Linked DNA regions of Homo sapiens: region 2 is linked to region 1. A link is a contact called in ENCODE Hi-C or POLR2A ChIA-PET data. All regions are on one chromosome and are shown on one strand. The core of a region is the stretch at or near the end of the contact, and the rest is flanking DNA. Distances in the headings are between cores, read along the strand shown. Region 1 overlaps OSBPL3 (oxysterol binding protein like 3). Region 2 has its middle 53 kb from the start of CYCS.

Region 1 (7,786 bases), core at 2,461-4,960:
TATTCTGCACTCTCCCTTTCTCCTAGTGAGTCCTTCTTTATGGAGCACCCTCCTAACCCACTTTCTCTCTTCCGTCTGTGGCAAAGTCCTCCATCTTCCGAAGATCACTTTCAGCATTGCCTTTTCCATGAAGCCTTTTCTCAACCCCTCTCCCACCCCAAATGCGTTTGTTTCCTCTTGGACTCTGCTTTCCTTTTGCGCTACCTGAAAGTATTAGTCACGTTTCCTGCACTCTGACTCACTCTTCATATCCTGACTGCTAGATGTTGGGTCTATATCTCACTCGGGACTGCATTTTATTCACCTCTACATTCTGTGGAAAGTAATTTACAAAGACTGGTAGCAATCTTTGTTGAGCCAAGGAAAGAGTTCTCAGTGTGAGCACATTTATTTATTCCCATAGGAGACTTCTGTCTTTACTGTTCACTGGAATCATTTGGGATTACTTATGTATTTCAGAATATTTCAGCTATTCCTTCCTTGTGAGATCTCCTTGCCATTTTAAGTCTTTGGCCACAAGAGACATCATTTCTCTCTTTTCTCTGACTTGTTTCAAATATTTCTAGTACCATAGAGATGTTATGCCCAAAGCATCCTTCTTTGGGGATTTCATTTCCTGGTTCCTGCCACTTTCTATCACTAGTTAATGCTTCCTTGTTGGCTCAGAAAGAAACCCAGAGCTATCATTCTCTGCATTATTTTTTCAGTCTTCTTAAAAATTAAATGATCGGCAAAACAAGTCAAGAGTTTATCAGAAGTTAGCCGAATGAAACATCCAGTGGGTGATTATCTGATTGAATCTCCTTTTTATCAGCACATGTGGTATTCATTCTAAAGTTTCAGTTTCTGAGAAGAAAGCGCCCTCCATAGCCTCTATCTGGCCATCCATAATACTGATCCTATTACAATCTTTCTTCCCTACCATGCCCTCTTTACCCAGGGATTCATCATTAAGGTCTAGATTTCCCCAAGACTGCTTCTTTACAGTAAAACATCCCCTTCTAAAATCATATTCTAGTCACGAGAACCACGCTAACCGTGGTGAGACAGATCCAGTGATGCTATCTATATCCAAGTTTTAATGTTTCAAGTTTATTTTGCTTCATTCTCATAAGCTGCACAATGGCAAAGAGCTGCAGGTATTTTACCAACCAGCTGCCCAGGCTTTTTTAAAAAGAAATTACTGATGTTCTCCTCCTCTGTTATTGGTCTTTTTATCTTTGCTCTGCCGGTTGTTCTCTAGCCAATCAAGTTTTAACGTTTTTTCCTTCCCATCAAATTTCAGTTCAACTCTCTTAAACAAGTTAGCAAATCTCTTGCCAAACACACTTGTCCTCAAAAGATGGCAAGAGCCTGCTCCACAAACCAAACTCGGCTTATCAACACTATCTGTGCTGTAGTTACTTTGCGTGTCCTTTTCAAGCACATGGTCTACCTTTCCCCAAAAAGTAGAGACATCAAACATCCCCCTCAAGTTCTCTACTTTTCTACCATGACTTCACAGAACTCATGATACATTTGAGGTTTCTTTTGACATTTAGAGTGTTTTTACCCAAACCAGTGAACGGGGTGATAACTGATAGATCTGATATTTTGGTAAGTTAGCATGCATGCCTTGGCTTGTTATCCAGCAATATCCACTCTCCCCTTCTTTAATAATAGAACTCTCGAGTTTTAATGTGGTTCATGGGCATCTAATAAGAGGCTTTCACTTCTAGCATTCTTTGCCGCTTGGTAGGGGCTTGTGACTAAGGGCTGCCAATGAGATGTGAGCAGAGTTGTTTGTCTTCCAGGTCATGGTCCTAAAAAGAGATACACATGTTCCCTGCCCTTTCCCCATTCCTGAGAGCTGGGAGGTGGTGATAGCTGGACCCAGAAATGAAAGACACACTGGTTGAAGACCATAGTGTCACCATGCCAGCCAAGGAATAACAATATCTGAACAGTTACATGAGAGAGAAATAAACTTTAATCGTGTTAAAGTTACCTAATTTTTGAATCTCTCAGTTACACAGGTATAGCACAAATAACATTGGCCCTAAGAAGCTGGCATGCCTTCAAATTAGGAACCTTAGGTCACCTCTGTACGTCTTAACAGAAAGCTGCCAATCACCTCTGTCCTGGCCAGCTTCCTGTGCCAGAAACAGGAACCTATGGCAGTAAGAATCCTTTTCATTATTTGACAAAATAAGGAAAGCTACTGTTTTTTTTTTCTTTCTTTTTTTTTTTTTTTTTTTTTTTTTGGAGACAGAGTCTTGCTTTTCTCGCCCAGGCTGGAGCGCAGTGGCGTGATCTCAGCTCAGATCTCAGCTCACTGCAACCTCTGCCTCCCAGGTTCAAGCAATTCTTCTGCCTCAGTCTCATGAGTAGCTGGGATTACAGGCACACACCACCATGCCCGGCTAATTTTTGTACTTTTTAGTAGAGATGGGGTTTCGCCATGTTGGTCAGGCTGGTCTCGAACTTCTGACCTCAGGTGATCCACCTGCCTCGGCCTCCCAAAGTGCTGAGATTACAGGTGTGAGCCACCGTGGCTGGCCGAAAGCTACTATTTTCAATTTGAAGGTGTGTATTACCCTGGCCTGAAATAATCCCAAATGCTCAAAATAGGATAGATGGTAGACATCCAATCTTCAAATCATTTTCACCTTCTCCAGCAAGCCAGCCCCTTTCATGTTGCATTTATCACCCACGTGGTCCCAAGAGTCACTACAGATCAGGATGAATCAATGTTCTGAATGGAGAGAGATGAGTCCATAGGTCCTATGACAACTCCTCCATTCCTGAATGGAGAAATCAGAAATGGGCTGAGTTTTCCTCCTCCTTCTGCAGCTTAGCTACTCTTACTTGTCCTTCAACACCTTACAAGGAAGAAATACTTATGAATAAATGTGGGCTAATAAAGGAAGCTACAGTGGAAAGACAGGTGGCAAAAAGAAGACAGGCACACTGATGAAAACTCAATTCAGTATATATCCTATAAAGTAACTACTATGTGTCCACTGCTGTGCTAACCCTTCAGTGATGGAAACTAAGTGACAGAAACTTAATCCAAGGAGGAAACCACTGTGATCAAGGAGATAAGATGTCACAAATGAAACAAGCCAGAACACACCCCAGGGTGGGCCATCTGGTAGGTGCTATGGGCAGTCACAAGGGAAGAGCTCAGTGGGGCTGGAGTTGTGAGAAAAAGCTTAGGAAGAGGTGGCCTGCAGGGAGCCGTGAAGATGTGGATAGGGCTTGACTAGGTAGAGAGAAGCATGGAGGACAAAGCTGTGAGCTGGGTCGGGAGGGGCACCTCCTGCAACATTTCTCAACCCCGGCTGCGTGACAGGATCACCCTGGGAAGCTTCTACAAAATCCCAAAGCCTGGTGCCATTTCATACTAACTGGTCCAGACACTGGGGATGAGGCCAGGGCAAGGGCATCCTGAGACACTCCCAGGTGATTTGGATACACAGCAAGGGTTGAGCCACTGCTCTAACATAATCTTGCATCCAGAAATGACAGATTTACTCCACAGAACTGCCTTCTTTAATTTTGGTATTTAATTTTGTTTGAGCATCTTATGCCAGACCTATGTCTGCTGCATCCAATTTATACCAAATTGAAATGCAAAGCAGGATGTGACTTAGCAGTTTAAAGGGTAAGAAAAGATAGCACCACCCAAGAACTTAAAATAACATCTGGTGGTTTGAATTTTATCAGTGGGTGTTATTACGCTCCCTTAACCGACAACTGCTTGCGGAAGCTTGGTAGAGTTTTAACAATTGGCAACCACAGGCAGCATTTCATTACTTATCTAAAAAGACTATCAATTGAGTTACTATGAAATGTGAGCATGAAGTTTTAAAACTTCCCTATTTCCTACAAAAATCAACTTATCATCTTTTCAGAAATGTAAACAGCCAGCTAACAATGGGTAATGCTCTATAAGTGCTAACTGAACACTCTCAAATAACAAGAAACAAAATACCCTAGTGGGTCATGTATCAGATGTACACACTTCAAGTTTGTTTGTCCACTTAACTAAAAATAACCCTGGGACTCAGAATCTAAGCTTAAACCAAATTCTATAAATCGAAGTCCCCAAGATATATTTTGGAGGTATCCTTCCAAAACTGCAGGGGCGATAATAATTCCTTGTAAGAGAATCACTAATTTAGGGAACATAGGTGGGGAGAAAAAGGGATACAGGAAGTTTTACTCACTTCTAGGGGAAAGAAAGATTACTGCAAAAAACTTAACCTGAGACACTTTTAAACTAGTGCAAACTGGAAAAAAGAGAGACATAAAAGGAAAAGGCAGAGTAAACAGGTTTTAAAAAGGTGGGGTGGTTACTGGTAGACTAGAGCTAAAAGGCAAGAAAAACCTAAAAGCACCTCTGTTCCCAATGCTAACAATGACATGGTTATTTTATTCTCTCCAGTAGAGTGTATAGATCAAAAGCAATTTGAAGACTGTCTCATCCTTGTTTTTGTTTTTTCTTAATTGACACGGTAGGTAGTAGGTTATTTGTTTATCAAATTGATAACCTGTGTTCCCTCCCCTTCACACTAGCTACTAGAAGGTTTTTACTAAATTTTATCTCCGAAGTAAGAAAATATTCTCAAGTATCCATTTATCAAACTTTAAAAATTTGTGGAAAGATAGATCCTAATTCTTTAGGAGTTTACATCTAGTAAGAATGTTACCAAAAAATAATAGTTCATAGGAATTACAAATCAGAAAATGTAAGTCAAAATGTGGGATGTAAGTAATGTGTTAAAACTCTAAGCTGGATTCCATCAAATTAATTTTAAAAATCAAATTCAGCAACCAGGGCCTTGATCTTCCTTGCATATTCCCCTATGTTGCAGATTCACTGCAGACATCCATTGATTTAGGGAGTTTAGCACATTAAGGGCATTCTAATAAACCATTCTGTGCTTACCGTTTTTCATCAAAGAACTCTGAGTACTATGCAAAAGGCAACTCTCCCATCCTCACACCCAAAGACAGAACAGCCCCAGCACAGAACAATGACAATCATAGCTCCTGAAAATGAGAAGCACCCAGTCTCCAGACCCAAGGCAGACGTCAAGGCTTATTTATGGCTTAGAGCAAGCTGATGCCAGTTCTGATTCATCATTACTGGGTGTGGAAGATGTATTTTTCAAAGACGACCATACCAATGTACATCCCATCCCACATGCTCCTCTAACAAAGTGACCGTGACACTTCTTCATCAATAGATGGCTTCTATATTCCCATCCTTCAAATTTGAGTGGCTTCTAATTATGGCAGAAATGATGCTTCGTGACTTCTGAGGCTGCATTAGAAATGGCAATGTAACTTCCACTTGTCCTGTTGTCTCAGGGTGCTTGCCCTTCAACTCAGCCACCACGATGTGAGTAAGCTCAAGCTAGCCAACATGGAAAGAACACATGGAGAGATCCATTCGGAAAAGAATGGCGACCGCCTCACCTCAGCCGATAACCAGCATCAACCCGCAGACATGTGACTGAGCAAGGATTCAAATGTCCCAGCCTCCAGCCTTCCTGCTGTCCCAGTTGCCAGTGAGTAGAGCAGAAACTATGTCTTTTCATCAAGTCCCACCCAAATTAAAGATGTCAGGGATACATAAATATTGTCATTAACCTACCAGTTCATCGTCATTGTCTCAATTTACCAAGTTTTGGGGTTGTTTGTGACACTGCATTAGATCGCTGAAACCCCAGGCAGGAAGCCCTGGCAGACCTCCAGACTCAGCAGGTGGGAAGCATGAGAACATGGGGTGAAAAAGTCTCCTAGGTAAGTCAGCAGCAACACTCTCTTCTCCTGTCCCTCAGGCTAGCAGGCTCCTGCTACCAGAGCATCCCACTCCTGCTGGGTAGGTCAGACTCAGAAGGGGGCTCCTTGACCAACAAACCCTGACTCCCTTATAAAGTCACTTACAAGAAGCAGACACGGTCTAGTGTGGGGGCCAATCAGCTGACAAAGGCCGGTATGTGTCTGATAGTGACAGACACATCACAAAGTGACACTGGGAATCTAGGACTGGGCACAAAGATGAAAAGACACATGAACCCCTTAAAAACCCTGGAAACATTCCTTTCAGCCCAGACCTCAAAATTTCTCCCTTATCATTTGGCATTTATCTTCATAATAGTTGAAGCTGTGATTGGGAGTGCATTGTCATGTGGTAACTGAGCCACAGAGAAATTAAATATCTTACTAAGGTAACAGGGTCAGTCAGTGGGGATACAACTAGGACGAGGACAAGGACCAAGGACCGTATCCCATCAAAAACATACACCCAGAAATGGAAAACAGAGCTAAAGTAAAGTAAAAGTTCTACATATATGCATTGAAACTTTCCTAAGGAGCAGATTCATTACGAAAGAGTCAAAATCGCAAGCACCATTCAATCCTTTGGTAAGAACATGCAGACTCTTGGGTGTTGGCCAGAGGGTTGTTCTTTTAATATTGCAGTGCAAAGATCTAGTTCCCACCACAAATGGGCTTCCCTGAGGGTTATCAACAGGATACCAACAAGGCAATATGGAAAGCAGCTTGTCATCTGAATAGGAACAGAAGAATGATTGAAAGTAGAGGTAACAAGGGAGAAGAGACAAGAGCCCAACTCTTAAGGCTGGAATGAACCCCACAGGATCATGGAAAAGAAAAGATCAGCACCCAGACCAGAGCCAGCCATTGGACAGCAGAGCCAGTATTGGACAGCAACAAGTTCTACCAGCCAGTAGCATCTACTAGCCAGTAGAACTTGATGCTGTCCAATACTGTAGCTTCCAGCCACTTGCCCCAGTGAGCACATGAAATGTGGCCAGTGCAACTAAGAAACTAAATTTTAAATTTTATTTCATTTTAAATTATTGAAATTTACATAGCCACAGATGACTGGCATCTGCTATACTGGAGAGCCCAGTTTTAGACCATACCATTCTAAACCACTTATTTTCTCCCTTTTTTTTGTAGCACAAAATGGGCAAACCTAGACACATTTCTGCCTCCTGAAATCTTCCAGGTGTGTCCTGCTCCACCTCCTCTGAAAAAGTCGATGGCTGGTGTATATCTGAGTCACCACAAAGTAAGATGGCCAAAACTTAAGTGTGTGAAGTCACATCTGGGCAATTTTCTTTCCCATTTCCTCTATTGTCTGGATAAAATGAAACAAAAGATGAAACAGGCTATTGGTTTTCTACATGAGATCAGCAGGGTTTTTTAGTAAAAAGCCCAATGTAAACTTACAGGTACTACAAACTGTGTCACCACAAGAGATGAGCTGCCCTACAAGGACCAGACCCTCCAGCTCATACAACTTCAACTGGAAATCGTTTAGGAATGGTTTATAAGGACTGCTCAGTATCAAGACAACAGGCTGTCAGGCAAGGCAAAAGATCATACTTCGTAACCAAAAAAGTTATCAGTTAAAAAAAATCAGATGCCAATTTTTTGGTAGATGAAAGTATTTGCCACTTTCTACTATCTTCAGATGGCAACCAAAACCTACCATCAGTCAGCCAAGTGCCTTTTCACAGTGGGCAGGGAGAGAGAATGAGAAATCTTTTAAGAGGGTTCCCACACAGCTCCACAAAGCTACCCAATAATTCTCATTTGGCCTGCTGGAAAGTTGTTAATCTGTCAAAGAAAGAAGAAACTCACCAAGAAAATAGCTGATTCTCCAACATGTAAGTTTTTCCATAATCTGACCCCTGATTTACCAACTCAAACTTACTTCAGCCACTACCCAATAGAGTTCTATCATTTCAGGCAAAGTCTTTAA
Region 2 (7,786 bases), core at 3,734-6,233, 160 kb after region 1:
CTGGGTGACAGAATGAGACTCCGTCTCAAACAACAATAACAACCAAAAACGCATTTTGAAGCTGGAGCCAATGGGAGTTGCTGTTGGATTGGATTTGGGGATGGAGTCTGAGAGGAGTCTGAGATGGCTCCACAGTGTTTGGTCTGAGCAACTGGGTGAATTAGGAACACTATTTACTGAAATGGGTGAGACTCAAGGAGGAACAGGTTTTGAGGGAAAAAGCAAGAGTTAGATTGCTGATAGTAAATTCAAGACACCTGTTAGACAACCACGTAGAGATGTCAAACAGGCAGCTGAATGCGGAGGCTGGAATGGGGGGGGAGGTCAGGGATGAGACATTAATTTGGGAGTCACAGTGTATAGATGGTAGAAAGTCACAGGGCTGGATGAGGTCACTTAGGGCGTGGCCTGTCTAGAGACATTGGCCCAGACCTGGAGCGCCCACTGCAAGAGATCATGAGGGTGAGAAGGATGCAGCCAAGACTAAGAAAGAGAGCCCAGGGAGGCTACAAATAAGTCAGCAGCGTGCAGCCAGATGAGAGTGTTTCAGAAGGAAGGAATATGTGGCCAACCATGGCAATGACAACCAATATGGATGAGGATTGTGATCAACTGAACATTGGATCTGGTAACAAGTGTTTTTCAAAGGACATAAAAGCCTGATTGGAAAGCAAATGGGAGGAGAGGATGTGGGGACAGTGAGAATAGTCAACGCTTGAACTCTTCTGTGAATAGAGTCCGAGAAATTAGGCAGAAACTGCAGGTGATGCAGAGTCAAAGGAAGACCCTTTTGCAAGTGGGAAATATTGTAGCATGTTTTGCTTGCCTATGGGAAGGAGTCAGTAGAATTGAAAAAAGGAATGATGCAAGACAGTCAAAGAAAATTTCAGAACAAATAACTCAGTGTGTCAAATATCTTGGATCCCAGCATGGGTGCTCCCAATCTTCCCCATCTGCTTCATGAAAACCTGGGATATACAAAATTATAGGTAAGGGTCCGAGATTAGAGCAGGTAGGTGGCCACAACAGGCAAAGCATGTACTCAAATGTCCAAGTTTCTCTTGTAAATTATTACCTTATTACATCGTGACATTTAGCGACAGGATTTTAGATTTAATTGTTTACTTTCTTCAATCCGTCCCTTAAACAAAAAACAAACAGAAAATGGGCCGGTCGCAGTGGCTCACACTTGTAATCCCAGTACTTTGGGAGGCTGAGGCGGGTGGATCATTTAATGCCAGGAGGTCAAGACCAGCCTGGCCAACATGGTGAAACCCCGTCTCTACTAAAAATACAAAAATTAGCCGGGCGTAGTGGCGGGCGCCTGTAATCCCAGCTACTTGGGAGACTAAGGCAGGAGAATCGTTTGAACCTGGGAGGCAGGGGTTGCAGTGAGCCGAGATTGCACCACTGCACTTCCGCCTGGGTGACAGAGTGAGACTCCGTCTTAAAAAAGAAAAAAGAAAAAAAAAAATCGAAAACAGCAGGAAAAGAATTGAATTGGACAAGGGTCGGGTGGATAACTTAGCTTTCAATAGCGACACCTAGTGGCAGTGATCAGCAGTAGCTGAAAAGAATTGAATTCCTGACAGCCTGAGGTTTTTTTTGTTCTCTTTTTTCTTTTTTTTCTCCCCTCAGGAGTAGTATCCAGGACCCACCCATTTTGTACTGAATAAACATCCCTAATGGTGCTTGGAGTCATCTGAGGAGGGAGGTCCCCAGAGAGGGGGAAAAAACCATTTTCCTGGTGGACTGGATGTGAGCCCAGGGTTTAAATTGAGTCAGAAGGATAAACTGAATTCATCTTCAGAGTTGAATTGCTCTTCTGGTAATCTGGAGGGTTGGGTTCTCCCCTGACCTGAATTTTCCGAGGAGCGATTTGTGCTGTTACACACATTTCTTTTGCTATACGAACTCAGACGGAGGTCAGAATGAACTCTGGCCAACAGGGTCTCACCTTATGGCTTTGAACAATGGGCAGTAGCAGACGTTCAGTTCCAATGATTTTGGCTGGCTCTTAATTTATAGCCGCTCCCAAGACCCATAAAGAGGTGCCACAGTCGAGGCCGGGGGCGGTGGCTCACGCCTGTAATCCCAGCACCTTGGGAGGCCGAGGCGGGTGGATAACCTGAGGTCAAGAGTTCAAGACCAGCCTGGCCAACATGGCGAAATCCCGACTCTACTAAAAATACAAAAATTAGCCGGGTGTGGTCGTGGGCGCCTGTAATCCCAGCTACTCAGGAGGCTGAGGCAGGAGAACTGCTTGAACCCGGGAGGTGGAGGTTGCAGTGAGCCAAGGTCGCACCATTGCACTACAGCCTGGGTGACAGAGTGAGGACTCTGTCTCAAAAAAAAAAAAAAAAAAGAGGTGCCGCAGTCAATTTTAAAGGTACCTCTAAATTTCACCTTTTCTGACAATAGCTTGATGCTACAGAGGGTTCTCAAAAATCTGCAATTCCCCAGATGTGACAACTAATCCAATCCCATTAGTGTCAGGCACATCATATTCTCAGTCTTTATTTTAAAAAATGAAAAGAATAAACCATACAAATAGATGAAAACATCCAAAATAATAGAGGAGGAAGCTCACACAGCTGAAAAAAAAGTTTCTTTCTTGAAGTATTATCCAAAATAATATAATAAAACATTTTCATACATATGAGAATATTACAGGGATTAGAAGATAAATAGGCTGGGCATGGTCGCTCATACCTGTAATCCCAGCACTTTGGAAGGCTAAGGCAGGCAGATTGCTTGAGCCCAGGAGTTCAAGACCAGCCTGGGCAACATGGCAAAATCCCATCTCTACAAAAAATACAAAAAAATTAGGTGGGCATGGTGGTGTGCACCTGTTGTCCCAGCTACTTGGGAGGCTGAGGCAGGAGGATCACTTGAGCCCAGGAGGTCGAGGCTACTGTGAGCCAAGATTGCACCACTGCACTCCAGCCTGGGAAATGGAAGTGAGACCCTATCTCAAAACGAAAAGAAGACGAATAAAGTTCATGGGTTAGACTTGCAAATCAATTTTCCAGTTGGATTCTGATACAAATAAAGCATGAAGAAAAGAGCGAGTAAATTTCTAGATTTGCAGTAGTTTGGATTTGTGTTTGTGAAAATATAATTATATCCTATTCTAACCTGGTATGTAGTTTTATATTAGCTTTATTCTTGGCATGTTTAATATACAGGGAAATATTTGTTCTTCCCTTTGGAAACTGTGCATTGTCTAGGCTCTATAGGACACCCCTCTGAGGGTTATCTGATTTCGAGTATGTGGAAGCCATTTTGTAACTCTGTACATTGTAGATTATTGGTATTGGTAGCAACGCAGAATACTTCTTATCTATGGACAAGCAAATTCTGTCCTGTATAGTAGAGGTTCAACTGGCTTCCTTCTTCCACAGAGGAAGAGGACAGTTTTACTTCCATCTGAACAGTCATTTCAATATTCCTGATCTGTAAATATGTCTGTTTTTCAACTTCTCCCTTAAACTGCTTACAATCTCTGTACCAGTTTCCCCATTAATATACAGTTTAATTTTTACATATGAATTTATGTTGTGATTCTATCCTACTTTGAAAATTATCTTTTAAAAATGGTAATTTTTGAAAGTATCAAAATAATTATAAAGTTCTTACCTACTACTTCTATTTTATATTGCCTCACTATATATACATATATACACACACATATGTACACACACACACATATACACACATATATATACACACTATACACACACACACACACACACACACACACATATATATATATATATTTTTTTTTTTTTTTGAGACAGAGTCTTGCTCTGTCGCCCAGGCTGGAGTGCAGTGGCATGTTCTCGGCTCACTGCAACCTCTACCTCCCAGGTTCAAGTGATTCTCCTGCCTCAACTTCCCAAGTAGCTGGGATTACAAGCATGTGCCACCATGCCCGGCTAATTTTTGTATTTTTAGTAGAGACAGGGTTTCACCATGTTGGCCAGGCTGGTCTCGAACTCCTGGCCTCAAGTGATTCCCCCCACCTCAGCCCTCCCAAAATAAAATTCTGCTGGGATTACAGGCGTGAGCCACCGTGCCCGGCCTGTCTCACTATATTTTATATAGCTTTTAAGTTGCCTTGAACTTCCTGAAATAAGTTGAGGTATAAATGAGTAAATATCCAGTGCTTAATAATCAAAATGTCTAGGCAATCTCTAAGGTTCTCACATTGATAGTCTATGATATTCTATGCATCTGGGAATAGGCAGGTCAGAAGTAAAGCTTCTTGTCTCATATACCTTTTTAAAAATTGTGGTAAAATATACATAACAAAGTTTGCCATTTTAATCCTTTTTAAGGCATACACTTTTTAAAAAGGTATAATATGAGAGCTCCTTGAGAATATACAACTGAACCAAGAAAAATCGATGTCTTAGCCATGTCTCAAGTTTGGAATTTGACCCACCTGGGCCTTAGTTTGTTGTTGGGTCTTCACCAGCTGGCCTGTTTTCACAATTTGGAACAAAGCGCATTAATAATATGCCCTACTTGTATAGACAGCATGGATTACCCCACTTCCTACTGTCACTCTTGGTAACCACAAATTCTTGATTTAAGTAAATTTTTGAAAAGGAAATTCAGTGATGAAATTCCTTGTAATTCTCATGCTACCTGTGATTATAGTTAAGCAGGGCAGAAAAAAAAAGTAATCTACTTAATACAGGAGACTCATGATATATGCTGACTTTGACAGTCTTTGATTTAGGAAGTTGGGGAAAAAGGGGGAGAAGAAACTAGTTTGAAATTGGCTAGGGTTTTTAATCATTTATATAACTCAAGACAGAAAAAAGTCTGAGTGGTTTTATAAGAGAGTTTACAGAGGTTGCTTTCTTTTTCAGTCAAAAGGAATGAAAAAAATGCTTTATATTTATTTAGTATTTAAATGGCTCACTAGTGGTAAACACGAGGCTGCTCTTGGCTGGAGGCAGCCAGGCTGGGGAGCTTGGCCACCTTGAACTCTGAGTTCCCTTGGAAAGCAGAGGGCATCAAAGTATCAGCACACTTGTAACCATTCACAGCGAGTGAGTCAGGAAGCCCTATTTTGGCTCTGCAGTGTGGTTGACAGCATAGACTTTAGAATGTTCAGATTTATAGCATACTATTTTTTCCTTTCCTGCTGCTCAACTGTGAAGCCAATGGCACATTTTTTTTTTTTTTTGAGATGGAGTCTTGCTCTGTCATCAGGCTGGAGTGCAGTGACATGATCTCGGCTCACTGCAACCTCCGCCTCCCAGGTTCAAGTGATTCTCCTGCCTCGACCTCCCAAGTAGCTGAGATTACAGGCACCCGCCACCACGCCTGGTTAAGTTTTATATTTTTAGTAGAGATGGTGTTTCACCATATTGGCCAGGATGGTCTCGATCTCTTGACCTCGTGATCCGCCTGCTTCGGCCTCCTGAATTGTTGGGATTACAGGCGTGAGCTACTGCACCTGAACGATATCACATATTTTTGGTCTTTCTTATGGCAGTACCCTTCTTCATGGCACCACACCTGGCTAGCATGGTATCAATTTTTGCATTATTAGAGTAGATTCAACTACTATAATAAACAGAACCAAGATGTAACAGCCAAAAAAAAAAAAAAAATCGAGTTTCTGATGCTTATATCAGTCCAGCAGGGTATTCCAGGATGGTGGGGCTCTCCTCCATGGATGACTAAAGGACTCAGGTTCTTCTGTCTGCTGGCTCTATTACTGGGTCCTGATCAACAGTGCAACTGTCTAAACTGTCTTCTGCACAGCACCAGCGTTATCTTCTTTAGGCATACTTTGATTACAAACTATACAGAATATTTATGAACGATACAGAATATTCAGCAGGGATTTCAGATAATATGGAGGCTACATAATAATATAGAAAATTTTCATAATAAGAGGATATTATGGGTGCTTTTTTCTTCAAAATGTTTTTTTCAATCAAATCAGAAAAATTAAAATTAGCATCAAACAAAGGTGAGCTTGTAAGAATACATTGAGACATCTTTTCAGATTAAGTTCAGAAGTCCTCTTTTTTACCTTATATGAAATTACATACCAAATGATTAATTTAAAAATTAGAATGACCGTGAATTTACCCTATGCTGTATATTGTACTTGGTGCTATGAACGCAGAAATACTAAGACAGAGTCCTCAGCCTAAAGGAGTTTAATAAGGAAACCTGTTAGCTTACTCAGATTTTTCAAGTTTGATTAACGAGGAACAATTTTCACATGGAGAAAAAGTTGTCAAAACTTCCAAGTGTCCATTTCACTCACCTACCTCCCAACTCACCTTTTCCTAAGAGAGATTCCCAGCTTCACCCCACAATGGGGTGAAGACGCATTGAGGACAGAGACCTCCCTGATCTATCTCTAATGCTTTGGCCTCGTCATAGGTACAACGAATCTCTGAATTCTGTGACAAGCCTGGTGGCATCTAGCTGAAACAAACACAGAAAGAAATGTACAACTAGATCTGACAGAAGAATATCGTTTACTCATCTTCCCCTTTTTCCTACAACAGGTTGGCTTCCCTAGTCTGTCCTATTTGACAGCGTAGAGGATCATTTTTTATTCTGATAGCACTTGTAAGTTCAGGGGGTCCCCAAGACTATCCTTGGGTTTGACAATTCACTGGAAGCACTCACAGAATGCACCAAAACTGTTATGCCCACTGTTTTGGTTTACTATGGTGAAAAGATACAGATTAGAATCAGTGAAAAGAAGAGACACATGGGGCAGAGTCCAGGTGTATCAGTCTGTTCTCATGCTCCTAATAAAGACATACCCGAGACTGGGGAATTTATAAAGAAAAAGAGGTTCAGTGGACTCACGGTTCCACATGGCTGGGGAGGCCTCACAATCATGGAGGAAGGTGAAGGAGAAGCAAAGCCATGTCTTACGTGGAGGCACGAAAGAGTGTGTGCAAGGGAACTGCCCTTTATAAAACCATCAGATCTCGTGAGACTTATTCACAGTCACGAGAACAGTATGGGAAAACCCCGCCCTCATGATTCAATTACCTCCTACTGGGTCTTTCCCAGGACACGTGGGGATTATGAGAGCTATGATTCAAGATGAGATTTGGGTGGGGTCACAGCCAAACCATATCACCTAGAAAGTTTCAAACATGGAGCTCCCAGTTGTCTACTCTCAGTGGAGTCATGGACATCACTACCTTTCCTGGCAATGATGTTTGAAATATACACGGAGTATTGCCAACCAGGGAAGCTCACCTGAGTCTTCATGTCCAGAGTTCTTACTGGGGCTGGATCACACAGACGGTGTGTCATAGACTAAAGGCTGTCCTTTATTTTCCAGCCGCTCTGGAGGTAGAACAGATACCAGGTGGCCCAAAGCCCCTGCCATAAATCACATTGTTAGACACTCTGATGTGACTCAAGTCTCCCAGGTAAACAAAAACACCCTTTTTCAAAAATTATTTTTAATTTGAGAGAGGGTTTCTCTCTGTTACCCAGGCTAGCGTGCAGTGGCACGATCTCGGCTCATTGCAACCTCCGTCTCCTGAGCTCAAGTGATCCTCCCACCTCAGCCTCCAGAGTAGCTGAGACCACAGGCATGTGCCACCACGCCTGGCTATTTTAAAACACTCTTATCGGTGGGACAGCCCACTGCTGTCCCACTCATAGGAAAATCCTTCCTCTGCCTCTGTTTGTCCACCTTAGTCATTAGGCCCTCACTCCTCTGTGGAATTTATATATGTTCAGACTGTTAAATTGCAGATTTTCACAGGTGATGAGTGGC

The links. A loop is a pair of places that touch in the nucleus more often than their neighbours do. ChIA-PET counts read pairs that join two places held with the same protein, here RNA polymerase II (POLR2A). Pooled maps may share reads with other maps.
Region 2: a loop to region 1 is called in a map of K562, with 3 times the contacts of the local background. The contact joins two enhancer-like sites. A Hi-C loop is called at or near these places in 6 of 168 maps with a recorded cell type or tissue (CD4-positive, alpha-beta T cell, CD4-positive, alpha-beta memory T cell, HepG2 and 3 more), 1 of 37 single-sample maps with no recorded cell type and 11 of 50 pooled maps. POLR2A ChIA-PET finds 5 or more read pairs at or near these places in 5 of 52 experiments (HEK293, OCI-LY7, Panc1 and 2 more).

The regions. Positions count from the first base shown.
Region 1 is chr7:24,907,566-24,915,351 of GRCh38, forward strand. The region is part of intron 1 of OSBPL3 (oxysterol binding protein like 3); the gene reads right to left. Among named protein-coding and RNA genes, the nearest start is that of OSBPL3, 69 kb to the right of the region's middle. RefSeq lists enhancers at 3,115-3,264, 7,086-7,235. Within about 2 kb of position 3,711, at least 4 of the 41 ENCODE cell types and tissues checked have a DNase peak (open chromatin) inside an H3K27ac peak, as active enhancers do.
Region 2 is chr7:25,068,613-25,076,398 of GRCh38, forward strand. No RefSeq gene overlaps it. Among named protein-coding and RNA genes, the nearest start is that of CYCS, 53 kb to the right of the region's middle. Within about 2 kb of position 4,984, at least 2 of the 41 ENCODE cell types and tissues checked have a DNase peak (open chromatin) inside an H3K27ac peak, as active enhancers do.